Regions from separate parts of the Mus musculus genome. Here region 2 is linked to region 1. A link is a loop called in an ENCODE intact Hi-C map of the cell type or tissue named here. Cell type or tissue: heart. All regions are shown on one strand. Region 1 overlaps Arid1b (AT rich interactive domain 1B (SWI-like)). Region 2 overlaps Arid1b (AT rich interactive domain 1B (SWI-like)).

The links. Hi-C counts contacts between places; a loop is a spot of excess contacts. Peaks named below come from ENCODE experiments on the same cell type or tissue, not always from the same donor. Only the 100,000 strongest peaks of a DNase experiment are listed, where the experiment ranks them.
Region 2: it touches region 1 in a loop (1.9-fold over the local background); 1 of 42 quality-filtered maps calls a loop at or near these places.

The regions. Positions count from the first base shown.
Region 1 is chr17:5,057,436-5,059,935 of GRCm38, reverse strand. The region is part of intron 2 of Arid1b (AT rich interactive domain 1B (SWI-like)); the gene reads right to left. Among named protein-coding and RNA genes, the nearest start is that of Arid1b, 64 kb to the right of the region's middle. In heart, a CTCF peak has its summit at 1,411; a DNase peak (open chromatin) is centred at 1,375; H3K4me3 peaks cover 1,162 bases; H3K27ac peaks cover 736 bases.
Region 2 is chr17:5,106,541-5,109,040 of GRCm38, reverse strand. The region is part of intron 3 of Arid1b (AT rich interactive domain 1B (SWI-like)); the gene reads right to left. Among named protein-coding and RNA genes, the nearest start is that of Arid1b, 110 kb to the right of the region's middle. In heart, no CTCF peak of the experiment used is centred here; no DNase peak of the experiment used is centred here; H3K27ac peaks cover 599 bases.

The DNA of each region.
Region 1 (2,500 bases):
ATAGTCTTCAATTCCAGGAGGTGACTACCTGCTATGGCCAACATAAAGACCCAAGTTCAAATCCCCAGCATCTACAAGAAAAGTGAGAAACAGCTCTGCTCACCTGTGACCCCAGCACTGGGGGCAGAGACTGGAAGATCCTAGAGATTTGGTGGCCAGGCAGCCTAGAGAAAGTAATGTGCACCTGTTTGCTGACAGACCCTGTCTCAAGGCAACAAGGCCAACAGAGGCCTCCATGTGCCCACACACTGACATGCCTGCACCACACTCAGGACACACACAAACATAAATTAAATGTAAAGAATACTTAAAATTGCAAAGGACCTCACTTTGTGTAAAAACATCCCAAGAATGTCACAAGGCATGTGGCCGTGAGGCCTTGGGAAGAACAGTGCAAAAGAACGCTTTAGTGCATCTTCATCTGAGAAAGCACGTGAATTGCCTCCCCTTGTCAATCACTGTCAGGGCCAATGACATGCTTGTCCCTTCCTTGGGGTCCACCCGACTGTGACAATCGGCTTATCAATCATACGCCATAAGCGCTTTAGCCACTCCCTCCCCACAAGACACACATGGATGCTTGCCTCTCCCAGAAGACACCTCTCCAGGGGCAGACACCTCACTTCTTCTGAAGTGCCCCAGGTCTTGAACTGGGCCACCCATTGACCCACATACTGCAGGGAACAGCCTGAACAGCATTCACAATGAAGACTCCACAGCACTGTTCCTCACTGTACGGATGTCTAATAGCACAAGCAGGCGATGAGTCTGCCTTGCCTCCTTTAGCCCTGGCATGCTAGTATGTAAAACAGCACCCAGAAGAGGGAGGGAGACAGAAAACAGCTTCCTAGGTGCTGCTGTGGGGAGGAAGAAACAAATGGATACCTTCAGAACAATCTAATCAATAATTCATAACAAAAAATGTAAAGCAGTGTGCACACTCCCGAGGATATTCTGGACATAGTTTAAGAAAAATCCTACTGGACATAAAACTCTAAAAACAAAGACTAAATGTCCCAAGTTGTTGACATTTAATAAATATGTCCAGGAACCCAGTGCCCAATTAATTAGTTAAAGTATAAGTAGTTAGGCATAGAAGTTTCTCTCTAACAGATGGTATAACAGGCTTCAAAGGGGAAAGGAAATTAAACTCTAAAGTTGGCTCTCTATGGCTACTCTAACAAACATCAGACCAAAAGAAAGATGCGCGTGGAGGGCCAGCATCAGCTGTCTCTTCCTTAGAACAACAAAACCAGAACAGCCAGGCAGCAGGGCCTCCCCACACTGTGCACCCCCTCTGCTGAGCTCCATTCCCAGGCCAGAGCAGGATATAAAAAGCCTGGCCTCGTGCCAGCTGCCAAGACCACACACACCCAGTATTTTTAACTTAAGGAGGCCTAAGGATCAGGCCACCAGGAGGGCACCAGGAATGTACACAGAAGCTTAGCAACCTCCAGCCAGGATGGCGGTCTGCAGCCGAGCTCTGCAGCGGAGCTCTTTCCCAGCTCCCTGCTTGATTCCGGACCTGCTCTAACAGTGGCAGAGCTGTGAGAGACAGCATCTTGAAAGCTGATAAGAGTGAGTAGATGGTTCACGCTGAAAGAGCACGCAGGGTTTCAAAGACCATATGCAAAGCTCTGTAAACAGCAGCAGGAATGCTAAATACTGGCCGGCAGGCCGGCAGGCCGGGGAAGCTGGACTCTTTATTTTTCATTCCTGACACAGAAGGATACAAAGTTGACTTGTTATAATTGCTCTAACAGTTTGCTGTTGTTGTTTTTAGTTTCACACTGGTCTTGGCACTGGGCCACACATACAGATACTATGAAGCTGTGCCTGTAGATAAAATTCCTGATTGCCCTACTACAGTTAACTTATTTTCTGGGTTGCTTAATAAGTATGAATCAGAAGGTTCTTTTTCCATTCTGTTCTCTATTGCTAAAAATTGCATTAAACACAAACTTTAGTAAAAAAAAAAAAAAAAAAAAACCTTTTGCCTGTGATACATGCCATTCTGTCTTTCTCTGAGGAGTGAGGCTAGCCATATCTGTTAGATTGTTAGTATCAATTATGAAAACATGATTATCTTCCAATAGGAGTAGGTGGAGACCAGCAAGGCAGGGCTTCAATCAAGGAGCCTGCAGCTTCCAGCATCAGGGAGAGCATCAGCAGGCAGCAGGCAGAGCTGCAGCCCTGAGGGTCTACTCCCACCACAGAGAGTATCCTCTGGGCCCAGCCTGTGGCCCTTGCCTTCCTGTGGTGCTGCTCTGCTAACCCTTGTCCCAGTTCACCTTAAAACTGTCCCTTCCCACCATCCCTCACAGCAGCCCCCCTCACAGGCACTCAGCAACCCTAGCCTGGCCTCCTGTGGATGGGCAGAGAACCCACTGGCCTAGAGGCTGTCCTCCCAGCCCTACCCTGCACACCCGAGGGAGCAATCACTCTGAAAGCACTGCCTCAGTACCACGAACTTTCTCCTGGCTAATCTACACAGAGACAG
Region 2 (2,500 bases), 49 kb before region 1:
AATTAAAATAGCAACAATATTCAAAATGTTTACTGTCTATCTGTTTTGTGCCAGACACTGACCTCAGGACTAGAGATAAAAGAACCACAAAGCAAAGTCCTTCCTCCCACAAAGCTGATTTCCTACTGGGGAGGTGCATGCAATACCAAAACCCTAATACACAGGTCTGTGCAAACCATGCAGCACCCAGCTCAGGGAAAACCAAAGCAGAAAGGCAGAGAGGCAAGTGGAAGACGGCACTGGAGTGCTACAGGCAGGACAGGCGGGCCTCTAGGTCTCTGAATTTCACACAATTGTCAAGAGTTGGCACACACAACAAGACAAACATAATGTTTTTGTTTCTGAAGTTTCTGGTCAAGCTGCCAGGAAAAAGAGAATATTTATTTGGGGGAAGGAGTTCCAGAAGGCAAAGATCTGCAGAAGGAGTGGTGGCCCAGAGCATGGTTTTATGTTAGCTTCAGAACCTTTTGAGTCATCTTCTTTGCAGTCCAGGGCAGGAGCTGGACAGGCAGGGAGGAGAGTCCCATCTACAGGTACATCTGACAGTCACTAGATAGTCAATACCACGACACCGAAGACATACAGTGAAGAACCGTGGGGACATGAAAGGCTCCGAAGCTGAGGCCAGACCAAGGTCAACACTTGGAGGAAGGGAGAGAAAGAGAAACCAGAGTGGAGAGGGAGTGGTGACCAAGAGGTCCCAGGAGAGCCAGGAGGTCAGTGATGAAAGTAAGAAGCCACAGGACAGGATGCTCGCCCAGTCAAATGCTTCTGACAGGTCAATCAGAAAGAATGGCATCTGCAGGGAAGGGTGGGGCCTCCTCTCTCTGAGCATCTGATCCAGGCTGGTGTGGACTCCAGGGAGGAAGCACACAGAGCAGACAACACACTCCTGCTTGTCAGAACCTAGGCTGGGATGGAGGTACTGGGCAAAGGACACTGGAAAAATGCATGCAGGGGACCCACTGTGCCACAAGGTGACTGTGGTTAACAATAGACTGTGAAGGAAAACTGCTAAAAGTGGATTAGAAGTATTCCAACCACAAAAATCATGTGAGCAGTGCACACCATAATTAGCTGGGTTCAGTCACCCCTAATGTCTGCATACTTTCAGAGCATCCTGCTATACGGGATGATACTTACAATTTTACCTGCCAATTTAAACAGAAGAGGCACAAAAACCACACGGAGAGAGCTGTTTCAGCAAGTAGTGAAATAAATGTCTTATCTAGTGAGGTAAATTCAAGTGGTAATGGGCCATAGAGGAAAGACAAGATAGCGGGTGAGAAGAGTGCCAGCGTGTTCTGACGCCCACAGAAGCAACAGAAAGAGAAAGCAGTGCTTGAGGAAGAGAAGGGAAAGGCAGGTATATGTGTGCCATGGGGGAGGGTGGGGTCTCCTGTGAGGCACTATGGAGGGCAGCAGCAACCTTTGTGTCTATGGGCTGCAGCATCTCACCCCTCCATGAACTAGATAGCAGCATGGCCTAGGAGATGAAGGTTTAGGATGTGAACACTGAAGGGTAAGTGAGGTAACCTGAGGAGGTGCAGAGTCTCGGCAGGGATTATCTTTAGTGATCAGAAGTGAAAAGACCACCAGGCCTCCTCCTGGTCCTGCTCTGAGAGGATAGGAGCAGGGAGGCTCCTGGTTTAGGAGTGGGTTTCTAAGGGAGTAGAGCATCTGAGAGGATTTCCAGAGATTATGAAGATGTACTGAGTCCAGCTAGTTAAGGAGGAAGGAAATGCAGAGGGCTGGCCAGAGGTACTCCCAAGCCCTCCATTACAGGACAGACAGGCATGCCAAGCCCCTAATCTGCTACGCCACTGCCCTGCCACAGTGTTGTGAAGTATTACATGTTAATTCGGAATGCATGATCAGACAGAAGGCACTTGCAACAGTTCTACAGTGTTTGGAGCAACTTCTCTTTGCAGTTAGACAATCTGTTTGCATACACCACCACCATGGTCCCTCTCCCCAAGTCCCTCCCTGGTGAACACTTCAAAGAGTAAGTTCCCCAGAACAGTTCCCTGCGGTGGCTGGCTTCCCTGAGGACTGCTTGTGCTGCCAGCTCACATAGAGGCAGGCTGCCTGGGCCTTGAGCTAGCCCTGACACCCGAGCTCACTCTGTGGCCCCCTTGCTGGTAACAGAGTTTTCAGTCTCCCACAGCTTTAACTGGGGAAATAATAAGTGTGTGCCAATGCCTGCTATCCTTAGCTACACACAGGGACTGGCCTGATTGTTAATGTTTTACAGTGTAAGGCAAACTGTCTATGAACTTGATTTCCCCAAAGCTAAGAAAATGGCAAGATGCCAGGTGAGCAACTGCTTGTCACAAAGGTAAAGATGTGCGATGAGGGCTGGCGAAAGGTCCCCAGGAAAAATGGCTGCCACCACGGCTGCCAGTCTCCAAAGGCTGTCCTCTGCAGTGGCAGTGTGCTAACCCTGATCCACATCACACATCACATGCACAGACAGATGGTGAAGAAGAGCTACTACCAC